Regions from separate parts of the Homo sapiens genome. Here region 2 is linked to region 1. The links are chromatin loops, found by intact Hi-C in ENCODE. Cell type or tissue: gastrocnemius medialis. All regions are shown on one strand. Links, peaks and the distances in the headings refer to the core of each region. The heading gives the core; the rest is flanking DNA. Region 1 overlaps LOC105379048 (a long non-coding RNA gene). Region 2 overlaps LINC01455 (long intergenic non-protein coding RNA 1455).

What was found. Peaks named below come from ENCODE experiments on the same cell type or tissue, not always from the same donor. Only the 100,000 strongest peaks of a DNase experiment are listed, where the experiment ranks them.
Region 2: it touches region 1 in a loop (2.4-fold over the local background); 6 of 110 quality-filtered maps call a loop at or near these places.

Annotation. Positions count from the first base shown.
Region 1 is chr5:79,869,967-79,880,711 of GRCh38, reverse strand. All of the region lies in intron 1 of LOC105379048 (a long non-coding RNA gene), which reads right to left. Among named protein-coding and RNA genes, the nearest start is that of LINC01455, 61 kb to the left of the region's middle. In gastrocnemius medialis, for the core only: no CTCF peak of the experiment used is centred there; no DNase peak of the experiment used is centred there; H3K27ac peaks cover 2,180 bases.
Region 2 is chr5:79,960,095-79,970,839 of GRCh38, reverse strand. LINC01455 (long intergenic non-protein coding RNA 1455) reads right to left here. Exons shown (of 3, transcript NR_131226.1): 3 at 3,214-3,253. All of the region lies in intron 2 of LOC105379048 (a long non-coding RNA gene), which reads right to left. Among named protein-coding and RNA genes, the nearest start is that of MTX3, 26 kb to the left of the region's middle. In gastrocnemius medialis, for the core only: no CTCF peak of the experiment used is centred there; no DNase peak of the experiment used is centred there.

The DNA.
Region 1 (10,745 bases), core at 1,055-9,054:
TCATTATTTCCATGTTGCTATTCTAGAAAAGGCTTTATGGTTTATCTTGCAATAATCAAAAGGATCATGGGAAGGTTCTGCTCTCCTGACATTCCCAAAGCAATCTTCTCCCAAATTTGAATTTGAACCTAATTTGCATCCAGTCCTGTAGTTGCAAAGGAATCTGGGGAAAGTAGTCTTGAGCTGTCCAAGAAGACAACGTAGACAGCAGAGAAGGTAGGAATGGATGCTAAGTGCCCATTCACCATGCCCAACACACCTTTCTCCTGCCTTCTGTTAGAGTGTGATATTTTGGTTTTCCACCTAACCCTGTGCTGCCTTATCTTCTACCTGTTCTTTACATGTTGTTGTTACTCTGGACTCAAACCCATGCCTTTCTCACCTGTATTCTCTCTCTCTCAGCAATTTCATGCAGCAATATGTAAGGATTCCAAAATCATCATCTCCAGCCAGGCCTCTTTCTGTGTGGTACACATATCTCCAACTGCCTACTGGATCTCTGCTTAGATAGGTCTTAGGTACTTCAAACTGAACATATCCAACACCAGACTGAACACAGCCCCTCTCCAAACATGCCTGTCTCCTGATTTTCTATGGGGGCATGAAAAATGGTGACCTACATATACACCATGGAATACTATGCAGCCATAAAAAAGGATGAGTTCATGTCCTTTGTAGGGATATGGATGAAGCTGGAAACCATCATTCTCAGCAAACTATCGCAAGGACAAAAAAACAAACATCACATGTTCTCACTCATAGGTGGGAACTGAACAATGAGAACACTTGGTCAGAGGAAGGGGAACATCACACACCAGGGCCTGTTGTGGGGTGGGGGGAAGTGGGGAGGGATAGCATTAGGAGATATACCTAATGTAAATGACGAGTTAATGGGTGCAGCACACCAACATGGCACAGGTATACATATGTAACAAACCTGCACGTTGTGCACATGTACCCTAGAACTTAAAGTATAATAAAAAATATATACAATAAAATAAAATAAAAAAATAATAAAAAGAAAAATAGTGACCTAATCTGCCTAAATTCCCAAGCAAGAAACCTAGGAGTCATCCTTGACGACTCCTTCTCCTTCTTACCTCCCACATCTAGTTAATCACCAAGTCTTGAGAATTACACACATTAAATATCTCTCATATCCCAACCTGAACCCTTGAAAGGTATCACAACTGGTTTCCTTGCCTCCAGTCTTGACTTCCTTCAACTTGTTCTTCATATTGTATTCAGAAAACACTGTCAAAAACTTACATCAGATCTCATAAGACCATTGTGGCTGTCCATGTTCTTCCTATGCATCCAGGGCCATTAATATGGCTCTGAGGTTAACATTCAACTTGTGTTTATCTGCATGGTTAATGGTACTAGCTGCTTAAATAGTAAAATTCTCCTATGCTTTGGAACTACTTCCCCTATCTCCTCTCCACCCATTAACCAAAGAGTGAATGCTGAATCTACTCTGGTTGGTTGATGCTTGTGCCAATCAGTTTCCCCCAAAATATGGACTTCTAGGCACTGCCATTGGCTTCCACCATGAGAGGATTGCCTCATGCCCGTGTCTTGGTGTTTTCCCAATCCAGGTGGGTTTTGCTTGAGGATCACTGTGGTGGTGTTCAGCAGGCAAGCCCTATGCTCACCAAGCTCTAGGCCTTGTCCCAGTGAATTCACTTAACCAGAGCATTCCCAAATCCCATGGTAAAGGGATGACATTACCCCTGATAGGGACTCTGGTACCCTCCCAGGCTGTAGTCAGCTACCACAGGCCAGTGCTCCCTCAGAGTCGCCCTCACCTGGCCATATGTGGGAACATCAGCTTTTGTCGAACTTGGGCTCCTAGAGTACCCAGTGAAAATTGAAAGAGCAAATAAGTGCATATTAATATGCTTCCTACAGGTCCTGGTCAGGTGCCGGGCAGAGTTCAGGAATGATGGGCACTCTCGAGAAAGACAGGCACCCATAAGGATGGTCTGGAGACCAGTGAGAAATTCTTCTCTGTTGAATTACTCCTACATTTATCAGAAGAGCTTGGATACCTGATGGTCATCTGTCCTGGGCATTTACAATATTAATTTTATTACTAAAGGGGAGAGCTAATGGGAATAGAACGCCAGCTGTGTTCATTCTAGATGTATATTAATTCAGTGGAACACCACAGATACCATAATTTCCATTTTATGCATGAGAAAACCGCAGTGCAGGGAGGTTATCTACAGCCTGAGGGGCTGAGCCAAAATACTGAACTGGCAGCTCAGTACGTAATTGCCCACTAGAGCCTCTCATCTAGCCTAAGGAGTAGGTGAAACTCAAGCATGTGATTCCAATATACCATTTTCATGACTTAGTCAATATAAAGATATTGAATAGATAAAAATCTAAGGCAGTATTACAAGCGCTAGGAAACTTTGTTAATGCAATGGCTGTTATTTCAGCAGATGCTGAGAGAAAATTAAGCATCTTGAAAAATACCATTGAAGTTAAGTGGATTCTCCACTTCCTGAGTCTGCGTGTTACTTAATGTGCAGCAATTTAATGGGAAAATCATTGGAAAAGTTTTCTCATGGCTCAGGGGCATCATTTATCTAGTGGCAGTTACATCAAAGAAAAAAAAAATCACATCTATAAACAATTTGTAGTATTACTTAAATCTCTTGGAAAGGAAGACATTGAATAATATCTATAATTTAGCAAATTTAGAGAATAAAATGGAACACATTTTATAATTACATTTAAGATAAATGTAATAGTTTATGAAATTATATCCACGTGTCAGCTGTTAAATATTTTTGTCTTGCCCCTGCCTATCTCTCAAGCCTTCTCTGGTGATTCCTCCTCTCATCCTGGGCTTCAGCAATTCTGTAAGCTTCGGTTCTTGAGAGTCCTCCCTTTTCTTGGAACATTCTTCTCCCTACATCCACAATGCTGAGCATCAGCCCAGGCTCACTTCCTCAGGGTGAGTATCTTTGCCCTTTGGAATAAATCAAGTACCCTTACTGGATATTACAGAACCCTCTGGATGTCTCCCAGCAAAACCTTATTGCCACTGGCTATTAATGTAATCACTTATTCTGGGCCTGTTCTTCTTACCAGACTCTAGGTCCCATGAGGGCAGAGGCGACCGCAGTCCTACTCCCTGCTGCATCTCTAGGGCCCAGTCAGGGGCCCTGGACATACTAGCTGCCCCAAAGCTATTTTCTGAATAAAAAGCTGCATTGCGGCCCATCAAAACACTTTACATTTGCCTTTAAGTTAATAGCACGTGTAGGTTGGGCACAGTGGCTCACGCCTGTAATCCCAGCACTTTGGGAGGCCGAGGCGGGTGGATCACTTAAGGCCAGGAGTTCAAGACCAGCCTGGCCAACGTGGTGAAATCCCGTCTCTACTAAAAATACACACACACACACACACACATACACACACACACACACATAAAAGCATGTATAGATATTTTTAAATTGACTAACAAATTTTTGCAGTCAATCATTTGAAAGTTAAGTTCAAATGATTTTCTAAAAAGATGTAAATTGGGGTTGAAACCCAAGGTTCTCGGCTTCCAGGAATTTTTCTCTAGGGATAGTTATTTAACTGACCGAGCAGCACCCCTCATTATTCTTGGATTTTCCCATACTTGCCAGGGTCTTACTCTCCTTTCTCTTCCTACAATTCATCATCTTCAGAATCTCTACATATGGGCCTGAGCAGACCCCTCATATTGGTTTGAGTTGGACACCATTTTGATCATTAGACCTTTGTTTGCTGTTTGGTGGTTTTTTGTTGTTGTTGTTGTTTTTCAGAAACACGCAAATGTTGTGTTTGATCTGTGGTTAAACACTTCTTGAACACTTCAGACCTCGGCTTCTTGGTGATCTCATAAATTTTCCACAGACTGTGTGTCATTCACAACCTAAGGATCTGGAAGGAAACCCAGCTTTAAAATGCACTTCCCAGTGATTTCAGCCTGAAAGGTGATATGTCTGTTTTTCTAACATCTCAAAGTCACTGGAATGTGCATTGGCAATGTTTCTAGACCAGATTTCTGGGGAACTGGCTCATTTGTCTGAGAGACACAGTTAAGTTAAAGACACTAAAATCTCAATTCTCTTGGCTACTTCACTTCAACTACACAGATGGCTGCTTTGGAGACTAGCATATATATTAGCTGAGATAAACAGGAATATGTCCTGGCAGAAGAGTATTGTCCAAGTGATATTAGAAGCAAAGCTTCTGAGAATGTCATTAAGAATATGTCCTTTAAGTGGTGAGACCATTGGTTGATGTAACTCAACATTCATTCCTTTATTCACATGTATTTCCTGCACAGAGGCTGCAGGCCAGCCTCTCTGCTAAGCTACATGAATCAGGCACAATCTCTACCCTGGAGAATTTTATAGTCCAGTTGAGCAGACAAACAATTATAGTGCAGTGGTAGCTTTGTGTGTGTGCTTGGTACAGCAGGCTTTGGGGGCACAGAGTGAGGAGTGACCACCCCTGCCCTAGAGGATTCAAGAAAGGCTTTCTAGAGGAGGCTTTGAACTGGATCTTGAAGAATAAGTGGTAGTTTACCACTCTTGGGAAAAAGTGGCAAGGGAACCTAGAAGCAACGGCATGGCAAAGACACAGACTCAAGAAAGAAGACTCACTGTTCCAGAAATATTTAGGAGCTTGATGTGGCTGGAGCACAGGTCCTCTGGGGGCAGCAGTAACATTTTCATGGGAACATGGTAACTTGCTCTTCATAGGCTGATCCTAGTGACCATGACATCTAATATCTGTGAATTTATCTGACCTATTCTCGGACCCATTTTTTACTTCCATGCAGAACACCTAATGGGGGTAATGGGTTCCACTTACAGGCTACAGGCTGTGTAAAGATCTATTTCCTTTCAGTTGTCCTAAAATACTTCCTTAAATGATCACCAACAGGGTCATTTTTCCCTCTTTTTATAATTGCAGTGTTTTGGCACTCCTACCTAATCCCCAGGCATCCTATAGATAAAGAATGGATGTGAAAGGCACCACTGAAGCCCTGGCTGGGGCAGCCATGCCCACCTAAAGGCCAAAACCCACCCCCGCTCCACCTTCCACCTCACACGCACAGGCCGCATGCTGCCTTTTTGTAACTCTTTTTCTCTCTGATGACCTCCCTTGATGTTAATGTTATTCTTTTATTTTTAAAAAAATAAAACAAAATCCCCAATGCATTAATGTGCAATGAGAACTAGATCTGCCAAGTGACTCACAGCAGCCCGAGCAGGACAGTCTCCCCATGCAGCTGGGAAGAATCTGAGCCTCGGCTGCTGATTAGAAGGATGGAGCTGGTGAGCGGCATCGGGTGCCGGCAGACTGCAGCGTCCATTGCCGCAGTAACAACACTCCTGGCACCTGGGCTTCTCCCCAGTCAGGACTGGGATTGGCCCTGCCAAGGTGACACTCTGGAGAGCCACCTTCTTCTGATACCTGTAAGGATATAAATGTTAGGGAAGGACAAAGCTTTTATAGGTGATCTACAAGATGGCTTTACAAAAAAGTTCCTTTGGGACTTTGTCCTGAAACAGGAAGCTTTTAGCCAGAGCCATTCTGGAATTTTAAAAAGAAGGGACAGGATTCTAATCTCAAACAACCCCTGGAATCAACTTTTGACTCCTCCTGTCTGACTTTTCCTCCTCCTGCTGGGACAATAGAACTTGCCCGGCTCTACCCAGGGCCCTTTCCCTTTTTTCTTTCCTGGCCTCTTGGCTCAGCTCACCTCCCGCTTCTCATCCTCCCTGAGCGATGTCACACATGCCCATGGCAGGCAGGAGAGGAGAGAGGTTGGATAAGGAACACGGTGCAAGCCTGACTCCACATGAAGGAGAGATGGGAGGAAGGATGGAGAGAAACACTGTAGACCACCCAGCAATGTAAAGAAGCTCAGCAGCGTTATGGGGGTGTTCTTGAGCAAAGGTGGCCATCAGAGTTGTCCTGGCTTCCAAGGAACAGGCTGCCCTGGCACTCCCACCAACCTCAGCCATTGCCTTGGTGTAGCCTATGGGAAGCATGGCCTCCATACAGGCATGGTGATGGATTGCAGAGTGCAGCAGCTGGGCTCCTGGTCAATGAAGTTCCTCCATCTTGGAGGTCTGCGAGGCTCATACTCATGGCTGCCACACTGGAGGACTCCATGTCATCCTTGCCTGGCCAGCTTCTACTGTCTTCCAGGTCTTAGTTTAAATGTCACTTCCTTAGAGAAGCCAACCCTGACCTTGGGGTTGCCCAGGCCCCCCTGCTGTCTACTCCCAGAGCGCACACTTCACTAAAAGTTCCTGTTCAACTGACTCCTCCGATGCACTCTGCACTCCAGGAGAGCTAGGCTGAGTCCACAGTACTCGGCAGTACTTGGCCCCTAGAAGCCACTCAGTATGTATTTCTTGAATAAATGAATGACTAGTTGCTGGTGCTTGTGAGACAGCTCAAATTGTGCAACAACCTTGGCTTTAGGGAATATGCTTCTTCTGCAATGGATTGTTCCAGGTAAAAGCTTTGCCTTTATGGGGCATTTACAATTTTCAGGCTGAGTTTTCAGAACAACTGAAAGGACCCCTTGAGGGAAACATTTCAAATCAGGGCAATGTGCCTGAGCCTCTGTGGCTATTTCCCTAACTTTATGCCTTAGAATAGGGTCTGGAGCAAGAGAATTGGGGACAATGGAATCCGGTGAAAATCTACTTTCTAATCCTGCTTCGGGCACTAACAGGGTCTTAGATTTATTCTCTAAAACCGGTGTTCATACTGCTCTTTCTCCTTGGGTTAACAAGAGCCCTAAAAGACATGCAAGATGTAAACATGTTTTGGGCGTTTCTCAATGCCAGCCCAATCTCGGATTGTCTTGCTGTGGCTGTTGCTTGTGGACTACAGATTTCAGGGTGCAAGCAAGTAAGTGAAGCGAAGATGTGGATTGGGACATCAAGATTCCCCAAGATGTTTTGTGGGTGGCTGTGCCTTGGAAAATAACACAGGAATAAAGAGAAGATGGGGTTGCCTAAAGCAGATCAGAACTGTCTGACGAGTAAGGAGGGATGTGTAAGCCATGGAAGCTCATTCACATGATTTTACATCGGGTGTAAAAATAGCTGGAACCCTAGTTCCAGCTAATACTCTTCACTGGGAAAAATGTGGGCAGCTCTGTGGTAAGAAGCAGTACTTCCTGATAAAATCTGTCGATCCGTTTAAGATGCTCGGAACCCAGTCCCTCAAGATGTCTACAATGCCTCAGCCAAGTTGGCCAAGGCCCTAGAAAACATTACATGCTGCGGAGAACAATGTGTATTGGCAGAAGCCACTCTCATGCTCTGTGTACAGCTCAGTTCAACCTCAGATCACCACGGACAACCAGTGGGGGCCCCTCGCTGGTCCCAGAGCACCCACTGGAAGCACCTAGGGCAAGAGCACCTTTCTGGGTCCCCGAAGTTGCGTGGCACACTTGGAATAAATACAGGCATCAGAGAATCCAGAGAGACCCAGGTTCAAGGCCAGACTTCACCAAGTCAGTTCTAGGGCTTTGCACTATTTCCTTAAATATGACTTTTTCATCTGTCAAATGGAGCTACAGCAAAATCCCTCACAGGGTTGTGATAAGGATTTCAGATAATGTATGTCAAATATCTAGCCCACAGAAGAGTTCAATAAGTCAGAACTATTATTATTTTAACAAACTTGTGTTTGGATGCTGGTTTTGCCGCTTACTAGCTCTCTGATCTTGAGAAGTTTACTTAGCCTCATTGAGCCTCATTTTCCTTATTTTTAACAGGAGAAAATAGTACTTAACTTTCAGTAGTGTTATAAGAATTACAGTTAACGTAAGAAAGGTATCTGAGTATGTTCCTGGCACAGAGTAGTACTCAAAAAAAGTTATGTACTATCATTTTTTGTAAATCAAAACAGGAATGAAAATTATTCATGTTGGGTCATATCAAGCAAGTGTGCGCGAGGCTAACAAGCCATTTGAATTGTTCTGTGGGAAATAAACTCTCTTCCAAAACTGGCTGTCTCATTTCCCCAGGTTAGATGCGTTCTGAACCTAAGACTGACCCAGAACTTGGAAGGGTTGGGCCCTACCTACCCTCACTCCCTCTATGGGGCTCTCCTTCCTTTGGCCACTTTCCAAGGAGACATTTTCTCCTCCAGCCCCAGGTCCCCTGAGGAGAGCTGAAGCAATAGGTCACTATCATTTAAACTGCTGCAGAATTTGCAGACCGTGAGACTCCTGTCTCTCCCCACTCTGCCTGGCTCATCCCCAAGAAGAAAGGAAGCCAGAGGTGGAGGAGGTTATAAAACCATTTTATATCCATCCTGTTTTTAATTGATTTCACAGCAGGAGAAGAAAAACCAGAGTGTTTCCCACATAACCTTTCTATGCGGGAGTTCTCTTCTGGTCAGGAAACTCATCTGGGAAGAGCCAGAGTCCATCTGTGTGTTCTCAGTTGTCTTCCTGCAGCCTGTGAACCCTGATTCTGTTAGTGCCCTCCATGAGGGCTGCTCCTGTGTGTCCCTGGGCACCCCCTTTACACATCCCCTTGGGGGCAGAGGCAGCCCTTCCTTGGCTGTAAGCTGCCCTGGTCTCCAAATGGGTCAACCTTTTCCATTTAATGTGCAGTGCACATGCCCCTGGGGCCTCCCGGTCCCTTAGATCTCTTAGATCTCCATGCTCTTGGCTCAGACCCACAACTCATGACCTGCAGGAGCCCAGAGTCCTCCGGAGATTTCTGTGGATTCCTGGGAGGAGGCAGGGGTGGCTAACATTATATAGGCCTCTCAATTTTTCTGCATCTTGGGGCAGGAACTTGGTCCCCAAAATGGTGCATGAAGTATTTTTTGTGAGGACTTGGTTGTGGAGAGTGGTCACAGAATGCACTGCGGATAAAACAATGAAAACATGCATGTTTGATACTTCCACTCTTAGAAAACGGTTCAGCCATCCAGCCATGAGTTGGGGATGCGGAGCGATACTCTGTCTTTGTTAAATATTTTTAAACATAAACGCTGCCTCTAGGGAGGGGAACTGGGTGAGGAGGAACAAGGAGCCAGAATACATATCTTTTTAACTTTCTGGATTTTGCACTATTTACACATATAACTATTATGCATGCATGCATACACACATATACCGTATCCCATGTATATTTATGATATCCCTTATGCTGTCTCCCTGCTTCATCTGCAATGTCCTAGCCCCTGCTCTCTGCTGAACCAATCTTTCAAGGGCTGACTTCAAAGAGTTTTCTCTTCTCATCTACTCAAGCCCTCATCTCTTCTATCCTCTCTGAACCCTGAGAGAATTTCCAGTGGGTCTTGCTAAGCCTGGGATCCACTCACAAACTGCCTCACAGTGTAACTCCGTTTCCTGAGAGCAGCGCTTGCCTCTAGTCATTTCTCCTTGGTGGAGACTCAGCACGTAGCTGAGTGAATGAATGAGAGGGAGAGGCAGAACGCGACAATTCCTAAGGAAAAGGGCACTGCTAAAACAAAATGCCCTTTGGAGCCTGCATGAAGCAGCTGGTATAAGCTCTCCCTACTCCCAGAACCAGTTGGAATGACGGAAGTGAGAAGCTGTCTGTCATGGAGCCCATTACTGTCTCTCTTCTGTTGTTATGAGAAGGCCAGTGGGTCTCTTCCAGGGGATGCATGTTGGACAAAGCCCCTCCAATAGGAACATGTAATTCTATGGACAAGCATGGGCTAGGTGTCTGAAATGAAGACTTTACCATTTTCTAAAAAAAAGATTAAGCAGAAAATATCCTATGAAATGAATAGTCTTACCCAAACCTTTCCTCTAAATAAGAACAAAGATAGCAAGTGAGAGAAAAAGGCCAAGGAGGCGAGAAGATGGAACAAAGGGAAGGTGAGAAGACCCCAAGGACAGAAGTCCTTCATTAAAAAGGCACTTTCCCTGGGTCGTGCAGGAAGACCACTCCTCTGTTTTGACAATAAAGCCCCAAAAGAAGAAGAGCACCCCCTCCCTACAGCTGAGCACCCTCTCGAGCAGGAAAGGTAGGGAGATTCCATTTCCCCTGAAGACCTAGACCTGGACCTCTCCTCCGCCATCATTTCCCACAGCCCCTTCATCTTTAAGTCCTGGGGCATCTCCCCACACTGAAACCTGGATGTCTGCTCTCGTAGCCTAACATAAAGTTTCATCTCTTTTAATGTTCAACCCCCCATCTGCCTGGGACTAGCAGAATAGCTGTCAGCCGCCCAGGTCTCCCTCCACCATGTCTGGGCATCTCCGAGGGATTTCATCATGCATCCCCTTGTAACTCCTTTCTCCAGGATGTGCTTTTCCCATACAGATTCACTGCAAGTGGGGACGTGACCCCCAGCCCCACCCCATCATTGATTCTGGAAACTTAATTCCCCAGCCCAGAGCAGATGGTGATGCTTCCTGAATATTTGGGGCATAACAGAAGTGGCTCACTATGTTCTTCCTGGAGCCCGCAGGCCCTAAAACCCCAGCCTCAGGACCACATCTAGCTCCTCTCAAGCTGTCCCATCTCAGCAAGAATCCTTCGAATAGACCAAACCAACCCTGGGTCTATACCCCCATCCCCTTTACACCAGAAAGCAGGAAGCATTGCCCCTGTCTCCTGGCCTAAGGCCTGCTCATGCTGCCCCAGGAAAACTGGCCCTGAAAACCCCCAAGTCTTTCAAGAGCAACCCTCTCTCTGATTCACCAGGGCCCAGATAAGACAACGACA
Region 2 (10,745 bases), core at 1,785-9,784, 89 kb before region 1:
CTCCACCCGGCTATCCTAGGTGCCAGCAGCACGATGGGGGGCTCACAAAACCTTTGGTGAATTAGCCCAGTTGTCCACCTTAGGCAAAAATAAGGTGTGTGCCCCATGATCTGTTCCTTCCATTTGTGTCCCTCTTTTTCGCTCCTCTGGGACATTCATGTTAGCCTCTAGTAACATAGAGCTCCCAATCCAGCCCTTTGCTTGGGTTTCCCACTATACCGTATCCTTCTCTCTTGCTATAAAGTTCTGGCAATCGTTTGTATTTCCTCTAGATGTCAATGAGCTAAATCTGGTTTAACAGCAGCATTGGCTTAATTTACAATCTGCAATATTTCTTAAAATGGGGTCACTAGTTCTCATTTTTTTTAGTTTTAAGGTCTTGAGAAATTGGATCACAGTTCAGATTTCATGGGAATAAGGAGAAAGAGGACCAAATTACTCTAGGGAGGATAAACCCTGAACAGACACTATTGACTGTATCCATTCCCTGTCCTGAGGAGAGGACCAGAGCACTGGGATGAAAAATGTGTTGAAGGAGTGAGCTAGAAAGGAAATGGATCAAAGACATCTCATTTGTAGTTCGTTCAAACTTGTAAGATATGTTAATGGCTCAGATTGGAAACCTGAAGCTGAATGTATCACCTGTCCAATAATATTTGCCTTATACTAGGGCCCCTTGTGATTGAAGCCTAAAACATTAATTCAATAAGCATCTACTGAGTGCCTCCTATGTTCCAGGCACTGTTCTTGGTGTTCAGGATACATCAGTGAACAAAACAAAGACCTCTGCCTTTGTGATTCTTACACTCCAGCAGAGATGACAGTTGATAGTGAACCTAATAAATAAGCAGATTGCATCACATAATAGGAAGTGATATGTGCTATGGAAAAAGAAAAAAGTAAAGCAGGGCAAGGAGGCTGGGACCACTGGGGCTGGGGCAAGTGACAGTATGAAATATGGCAGGATAAGTGGCATTGGGAAGATGGCATTTGAACAAAGCCATGAAAGAAGGGTGGGGCTGGCCTCTAGTATCCGACAGCATTCAAGGCAGAGGGCACACATAGAGCTTGTCTGGCATGTCTCAGAAACAGCAAGGAGGCCAGTGGTCAGGAGCAGAGTGAGCAGGGGAGACCACGAGATGAGGTTGAAACTCAGGGGAGGGAGCAGACCAGGTAGGAGCTTGAAGGCATTTTTAAGGCTTTGGCTTTTACCCTGTGTCATTGCAGTTTTTGAGTAAAGAAGTGATGCCACTGATTACTTTTTAAGAAGGATTACTTGAGCTATGGTTCTGGTGCTAGACAAGGGTGTATAAGCAGGAAGAGAAGCTGGGAGTATATTGTAGTGACTTTGAGCCAAGAGTTGGTGGATCAGGATGGTAGCAGTGGAAAGGTAGGAAGAGAATGGATTCTGGGTGTACCTTGCAGACACTATCAACAAGATTAGATGTGGATTGTGAGAGAAAGAGAGAAAGATGACTTCAAGATTTTTGGCATGAGCACTGGCTTAATCAAGTTGCTATCAACTGAGATAAGGAAGGCTATGAGTAGAACAGTTTTTGAAGGGAGATGAGGAGTTCCATATTTGACACATTGAGTTTGAGATGTCTATTGAACATCCAAGTGGAGATGCTGAGTAAGGCTGGAGACCAGGAGGTACTAACTGAAGAGTTGTTAGGGTAAAGGTGTTATTTAATACCATGAGACGGGATGAGACGATCAAGGGTTTAAGTTATAGAGAAGAGGACTAGGAACTGAGCCCTGAGGTATTCTGAACACTAAGAGACCATGGAGAACACCAGCAAGGAAGGCTAAGCCCAATGAGGTAGGAAAAAAATGGAAATAATGTGTTATTCTTGATGCCAAATGAAGAATGTGTGTCAAGGAAGAGGTGGTGATTTGCTGCACTGAATGCAATTGATGGATCATGTTAAATGAGGACTGATGCCTGACCATTGGATTTAGCAAAATGGAGGTCATTGGTGACCTTGACAAGCAGTTTTGATGGAATGGTGGGGGCATAAGTCTGATAGGAATAGGTTCAAGAGAGACTAGGAAGAAAGAAATTGGGAAGAGAGAGAAGAAAAAAATGATGAATATGATAATTATAAACAGCATAAGAAGTCTGGGGAAGATACCTAGAGGTAAAAATGCCTTCCCCTGGGTCCTCCAGCTCACATCAAGGAGGCAGCCACTTATTTATTTATGTATAGCTGGAAAGCAAATTAATGTGCAGCAGCAGTGTTAAGCTAGGTCACTGGGAAATCTTCCCCATTAACGGAAATCCACATGGGGTTTAACAGGGTTTGTTGAGGGACTTCTAATTTATTACAAAAATATTGCTGTTTGAAACATGGGCTTTCTGTCACAATGATGAGCTAAATTATTTTAATAAATAGGGTCTAGCATATTAATACTTCTATACTTAGTTAAGCCAGGTGATGTGGAGACCAAATCAATCACTGGGGTATTTTCTTCTTTGTGGAGGATTTTAGCTTCTGTGGTTTAGGTAATAGATTTTTTTTTCTACCCAGGCCTGGGACCTAGAGTGCATATGAAGTAAGTCGCATCTTTATTTTCCACTTGAGCTAATTAATGACTGCATGCATTCATCAGGAGACAGGATGAGAACATATTTGAAAATTAAAGGGTTATCCCTACAGAAGACATTGAGGGTGCTGCATGGAGCATAAGGATGGATTAGGAAAAATGTAATATTTTAAGGGCACAGAATAGTCTGAACAAAAGCAGAGGCCATGGCGTCATCCTCTCTCTTACCTTCTCTAACTAGTCAATCACCTCATCCTGTCTGTTTCTTGCTGTGGTCATTACTTAAATTGGAACCGTTGGCCTCCCCCACAGTCCTGGTTTGTCTTTTCTTTGCCTTTGTGTTGCCTTTTCTTTCCTGGGTTACTGTTACAGATGCACCATTGGCCTCTCAGCTTCTGGATTTGCTCCTTTTCAATGCATTTTCTACCTTGTTCAACAAAGATCTTTCTCAAATACGAAATAATCGTGCTTCACTGTTGCTTAACACTTTGAATGGCTCCTTACTGTTATCAAGTTTAAACTCCTATGACAGCTTATAAGACATTTCATCACCTGGTTCTAGTTTATGCCCCACCTTCTGTCTTCGCCATTGAAGATCCAGCCATGAAACTACTCATATCTCCAAATTCTCCAGACTTTCTTTTAAATCTTTGGATCAGAGATTCCAATGAGGGATAGGAGAAGCCATAAAATCAATGTAACAGGGCTAAACAGAAAATTAGAGTTTTAAGCTCCATTAAAATAGAAATACAAGGATGTCCTTTGTTTGAATATTCCTTATATTCAAATTATACCAGATGTTTCTATTTCCACTTGTCTAATGCATGTGCATAACAGCACTGCACATAAACCAGTAGTTGGCCCCTCATTCTCCACTTGGCTTTCGGAACTCTCATGGTCAGTCTTTGGCCCTGTATTCACACTTTGCTCACTCTACACACTCTTCCTTGCTTGCCTTTCCAATCCCTGGGCTTCAAATGTTGCCTGTATTTGGAAGTCTTACAGATTGACATCTCCAGCCCAGGGATCTCTTCTGAGATCAGACTCCTGCCCAAAGAGAGATGTCCAAGAGGTCTGAGCAATCTCAAGCCTGTATCTAAGGCTAAACTGTGATCTTCAGTCCATCAAAGTCTCTTTTTCTGCTAGTCTTTCCCATCTCAATAAATGTCACCTGTATCGCTCCATTGCTCAAGCCAGAAGCATGGAAACTTACCTCTTTTTCAGTTTGTAAGTAAACCGACATGCAGGCAATGTTTGAAATGTTTTATGCATGTTAACTTGTTTAATCCTCATAACAAATCTTCAAGGTAGCTACTATTATTATCACCCACTTTTTAGATGAGGAAACCAAGGCACAGTGAGGTTAAGTAATTTGCCCAAGGTCACATAACTTACTAATGGAACTGGGATTTAAACTCAGACAATCTAGCTTCAGAGTTCATGTGCTTAACCTCTACCCCAACTGTTATTCTTAGCACCTTTAATTCACCCTACATAGAAACAATCAAAGTGCAATCAGTTCTGGCTCCCAGAATCTCCTGAATTCATCAACAGTCATAGGCGTCATAGTCTTTTGCTGCAAGTATCATAATAACTCCACAGGGATCTCCAGTTCCGTCCTTGTCCTCCCGCAACTCTCCAATCCCAGGCATTCTTCCCAGAGAAGCCAGATCTTAGCTTTGATGTAATTTTTTCCCCCGATTGGGAATCCTTCCTTGGCTCTCATAACTGAATCACATCCCCCCAGTTATTTTCCGCAGAACATCCTATTGTCTTCTTTCATATTAAGTTTTCTAATTTAAAATGCTGCATCTGTGTTTTACATTTTTTAAAGCAAGCACCATGACAGCAGGGATTTGATTTTATTTTCTGCTATCTACCGAGTCCCTAGCACAGAGCTTCGCACATAGTAGGTACTTAGTAATATTTGTGAACAGTTGGATGAATGAGTCCCTAATAATAAGTAAAAAGTGACTGTATAATTTTTATTTTATGTATTAAAATGAAGGTACAGTGATACCTTTTTATAATGAACTAATGAAAGGAGGCTCATGAATTAATGAAAAATATATAACATATGACTTTTAAAAACTACAATGCAGTTTTATTGTTTCAATGAAGAACATTGTATAATTTGGTTATGCATGCCACCCATTGCTTCTAACCCCACACTCCTTTCTAAGAGATTCCATCCATACTCTCACACCCCTAGCTCAGCTCATTGGACCAGGGATGGAAACTGACCCAAGCTGGGCAAATTAGATTCTCCCTGTTCAGAATTTAGAATCAGGAAACTGAGAAACAGATCTTTAAAGTAACTGCATTCATCTATCTGTCAAATGTTTTTCAAGAATCTAGAATGAGCTGATTATTGGAGATATGATGAGGAAGATACCTTGAAGGTTTTTACAATCATCTGAGAAAACTGATGAATAAAGCTGCTGCTGAAATTCAGAGTGTTGAGTGCTGTGATATAGGTAATATAGGATGTAAGTACTATAGAAGCATATAGGAGAGGTCCCTTATTCAATCTTGGGAAGGATGAGAAGCTTCCCAGGGGAGGTGATATCTTAGATGGAAGAAAGCTTTATAGATCCAGGGGAGAGTGGAGGTGAGGGGGATGGCATTCTAATCAGATGGAACAGAAAATGCAAACAGTGCATTCAGTCTGGTGTGCAAGAGTTATGCTGAGGGTGGAATGTGGTCTCCATCATGAAGGCCCTTGTCAGCCTAAGCGAAGTGTGGGCTTTATCTTGAGGGCAATGAGAGTCCTGAACAATTTGTTGTTGTTGTTGTTGTTGAGACAGAGTCTCACTCTGTCGCCTAGGTTGGAGTGCAATGGCGCGATCTCGGCTCACTGCAACCTCCACCTCCTGGGTTCAAGCAATTCTCCTGCTTAGCCTCCCAAGTGGCTGGGATTACAGGCACCCACCAGCATGCCCGGCTAATTTTTTTTTTTTTTTTTTTTGTATATTTAGTAGAGACGGGGTTTCACCATGTTGGCCAGGCTGGTCTCGAACTCCTGACCTCAGGTGATCCACCCGTCTCAGCTTTCCAAAGTGCTGAGATTACAGGCATGAGCCATCATGCCCGGCCCTGAACAAGTTTTTTTAGCAGAGGAGTGACACGTTCAGATTTGCATTCTAGAAAAATTTCTGTGGTCTTAGCAGGAGAAAGGTTTTAGAAGCAGATGGATCAGTTAAAAGATTGCTATAGAAATTTGGACAAGAAAGGATGATGGCAGGAATAAGTTGACAACAGTGGGAAGAGACAGGGTGGATGTTTAAAGTGATATTTAGGATGATGATGGGAAGGGAGAGAGGAATTAAGCATAAATTCCAGGTTTAAGGCTTAGACTAGCAATAGATAGTGGAGTCACCCACTAAGACAGGATACACATGAGGGAGCTCAAGGAAGAGATTGAGGCTGGAGACATAAACATGAGCATTATCTGCATATAGTTAATTCAAACCTTTGGGTGAGTTTGTGGAGTGAGAAAAGAAGAGGTTTATGGATGGAACCCTAAGTAACTCCACCTTTGAAGTAGCTGGGTGAGGAAGAAAAACCCACAAAAGAGCTTGAGGAGATGCGTCCAGGGAGCCCATTGGAAATACAAGGAAGAGTGAAGTCACAGAAACCAATGGATGAAAGCTTTTCTAGAAAGTTCTAAACAGTGTCAGTGCTCTCACAAAAGGACCTAAACAAGCACAACTCCAAATGTAATTAACTGCTTGTGCATATCTAACAAACATGAATATTTCTCTTAAGTAAGCATTATTCTCAGTAATCTTATTCACAGCCTCGATTTGCTTGTCTCAAGAATGCTTTGAAAATTCTCTAAGAGTGAAGTCTGAATTCGTGAAGGTTTTCCAAATTTGGTTTTCAAATGTTATTACGTGTCGGTTCGTGAAGTGCATTTGAATGTCAGAGTTGAGAATGTGGAAAAAAGTAGACATAAGGAAACTTATTTTAAAAATGTTTTTCAACTTTAAGGAAAGCATCTAACAACCCACTACGTTTAGCATTTCATGTGTGTTTATGACCTGTCAAAAACTGCCAGAAATTTACTTGTGAGCAAGAAGTAAAAGATGTTGCCTGTTTGTTATCTTTCAGAGCGTCCAAATTCTGAAAGCCACTTTGCAACCCAAAAAGAACTTTCCTTCATCAGTGGACATATGTCAAAGAAGAGAAACATTAGTAATAGGATCCAGGCCATGTAATGTTCATTAAACAATTAGATGCTGGTGCCAGTGTGTAATCGCTTTTTTCCATTTTATTTTCAACAGTTTGAGTGTTCCTAAGAGGCTTGCATGGGATTGAATCTGGTACTTTCATCAGAATTTTAGTGTATTTTCAGTATTGGTAACATCTCCTCTCTCCTACTTACACTTTGCAACAGACTCTCCTGGGTCTGATTTGTGCTCCTTCTTCTGAATGTTTAGTCAATTTAATATACACAGTGGAAATATTCTGAAAAAAAAAAAAAAATGCTAGGTTTCCAGCAGAGTCATTTCAAAGATGAGGTGTTGTTTAAAAACAAAACCATACCATCTATCACAATTACAAGGCAGGAAATACAATGCTCTACAATGTTTAATCAGAGCTTTTCTTAAGGACTCTTGTTTTCTCAGCCTTACAAGCACCATAAACTTCTCTGAAGATGATTTTGTGGCATCCCTCTGAAGCTTAAAGTCCTGGAAAAACTGAACAATGTTTACCGAATGCTTTTCATTTAAAACTGTTTTGTTGAATCATTATTGAAATGGAAAAGAAAGTGTAATACGAAGCATTCGTGGTCAATGCTACCTATTCCTGGGTCCAGGACAGAAGGCCTGCGTCTAGCCAAATGCCCAGGATAGAGTACGAGCACAGGCTCTCTTATCTCCTTCTGGGTGAACACGAGGGGTACGAGGGCAGGTGGCAGAGGGCGTGAATCCCAGTCCACAAACACAAGGTTGACGAGTTTTCTTTTGTTTTCTGTAACAACTTAATTTATAATGCCAAGCTCTTATTTCTTCTGGCTGGCAGAAAAAATAAAAAATAAACAAAAAAATGCATAACCTCAGTTTTCCCAGGAGTCCCTCGCCCGTGGTTATTAACGCCAGAGTTTCTGGAGCTCACGCAGTGCCAAGGCCTCTGGGGTGAGGCCCACCTGGTCCTCGCTTCTCTGTCTACAGATCCCTGAGACAGCCTTGCCCTTGCCTGGCTGTCCTGACCCCTCAGGTCTAGTCACTCTGTGCTGTGGCTCCCGGGTCCCCAAGCATCTCTGCTGAGGCCGCCTTTGAGTCATGCTGACATCACTCTCCCAGGAAGCAGTGCTTGGTTCTGTGCTCCTGGAGCCCCATCTGTCTCTCTGTCACCTCTGCATTCACCTCCTGTTAACCAAATGGGATTTCTTTCTAGTTTGGGGAAATTGCTTCTTTCCTTCCATGTTTCTTCAGGACAATCTGTCTTTTGTTTTTTGTTTTTGTTTTTGTTTTCCATCGAATCCTCTTCTGCTGAGGGCTTAGGCTTTTGTTTCCAAAGCTTAGAAGCAAAGTCTTTGCTTTGTGCCTTGCTGCAAACCTCCTGTGAGGCCTGAGCACAGAGTCAGCTATTATCTGCTTGAATGGGAGGTGGCGGGTAGGGGCCGGTGCAGGAGGGCAAGAGAAAAAGCAGGGATAAAATGGATAAAATCACAATAGCTAGCTAGCTCGAAATATTATCCAGCCAGCACTCCACACACATACACCTCCCCTGACTACCCCTGGAATTTGGACACCCAGTGTCTGTGAGGAAATGCCACCTTGCTCCCTTGAGCCACACTTCCTGATTCTGTGGTTCCTGGAGTCTGTGGGTTTTCATATACAGACATGTCCACCATGGAGCCCTGGGAGAGAAACTTCCCTTTAACTGAGAAAGGAGAAGGAGCCCTGGAGAGTCATTCAGTAGCAGGACCAAAAAAAGAGCCACACATCTGAGCACAGCACTCCACCATGTGAACCATTCTGATCCAGCACCCCCGGGGCTTACATGCACTGGATGGGAGGAGTATAGGGAGAAACAGAACAAACTGTAACCCCAGAGTGGGCCCAAGGAAGGCCGCTGCCGGCCTGCACCTTCCCACCTCCACCATCCACACACAAAATGAAACACACAAAAGGGCAGGGTACAGAAGGTTGAGTTCTTTCCCCTCCAGCCAGAGAGAGACCTGGGATGAGCAGGGACATCAAGGGCTTGTAAGTAGCTGGAGAAGGGAGGAGAGATGGCCCAAGGTCAACTAGAGGTCACAGGCAGTGTAGCGCCATCCCAGAGCTTTATCAGATTGACAGGCGCTCTGGAGCGGGAGCTCCAGACAGCATCATCTAGGTGATCAGGAGGCCAGCAGAGCGGGCTAGGGAAGGGCAAGCAGTGGCATGAGTTATGTGTGCTGCAACCTCCTGCCACTGCCACTGGGGTATTCCCAGAGATACAGAAGAAAGGCTGAGGGAAGAAGTTCTGTCATTGTGTAGGTGGGGAACGGGCTAGAGAGGCGGATCTTATTTTAGCAGAATTAGGGGCAAACTGCTAAAGAACCTTAACAAAGATCTGTAAGCTAAACGGAGCCAGGGCAGTTACAGAGCTCCCCATCCACATCCATATCTCCACATCCGTATTTTAATCCACATGCCATAGTGGAATACGATGAGCCTTCTACCAAGGTGAACCCAGGTTTAAATTCCACATCTGACATTTCCTAGTTAAGAAGTTTCTTTGGCAAATTGCACGATCTTGCTATGCCTCTTTTCTCTCATCTGTAAATGAGCATGATAATTTTTATAAAGTATCTAGTATATTACCTGCCACATAAGAAGCATCAAAGAAATCAGAATTGCTGTTGCTGTTATTAGTTTATCACTATTATCATCTGATTCCTTGATTTCACAAAGATCAGGGAAGGAACGTAGTGCAAAAAACCTCTTTTGAGTTTTGCTTTTAAGAGCCTACATTGCACCAGATAAGAGAGGAGAGAATATAATCAAATGTACAATGGATGACTTCTGCGAGACCTTGGACAAGTGGTCATTCTTTGTTCACTCACCAAAGTCACACACTTAGGTTGCCATAATTTCTCTGGGGGTATTAGGACAGTCTGCAAAAATGGTGGCATTTGCTGAACTTAAGCAGTGAACAGCTGTGCTGGGCTAGAAATAGCTTTTCAAACGATGAATTCCTTTGCCAAGTCAAAGGCACAGCTCACAGTGAGCTTGGAACCACAGAAACATATAATAGAGAGGTCTCCTTTTGGGGGTGACACCCAGCAATCTTTCACCTTCAAAACAGGGAGATGGCCAATTTCTAGAGCACATTCTTTGGCCTGTTTTGGAACAAAGACACAAGGAAAGATTCAAGGAAAAGAGAAGCCTTCATAATTTATTAAGGTGACACAGGTTCATCAAATCAAAATCCCAGCAGGAACTGTAAGTTATGAAACTTACAAAGCTTCTGGCTCCTACCTCCTCCGTTGCCTGTTGTCAAGGGCATTTGTGGACATAATAGCCAAATATCTGTCCCCAAAACCCAGGCCAGCTAAGGAAAGCAATACATTTGGTGGAAAAGCCATAAAAATAAAGACATCCTAGTAAAGTGGTTGGACTATTCTTGCTGCATTTTGACCAGAAAAGGGAGCTATGGAAAGATCCTGTCACTGTCTGTGATCTACTCACCATAAAATCATAAATCATAGACAATGGCAATGCAAGGACCTCAAAGGTATAGCTCTTCTCCTCTCTCTTGCACAAAGGCTTTAAGCTAATGTATGGCAGCTTCAGAACTAGAACCAGGGCTCTTAACTCCTAGCCAGAACCCTTACCACAACTTAGGCAGATGTCCCAGAGGTGGCAAGAGCACACATTTTCACAAAGTGCTCTAAGCTCATTAATGAAAAGTTGCCATTTAAACATCAATCAATATTTGCATCTGGGGATTAGGAATGAGGATAACAATGCACGTTGAGGCCAAAGGGACCAGGAGGCCAAAGGAATCTAGGCTGCCTCCAACTTCTGATCAGACTGAGCTCACAATTCATCTCCAAGTCATTTTCTTGGAAATTACATTACACTTCCATGCAGAAATGATGGTATAAATGGTGGTTCAAATTCCAAGGTCAGTTTAGAGAAGCTTATTTAACATACAACTTTGCCTGAAGTACCTGACTATTTCTGATATCCCAATTGCAA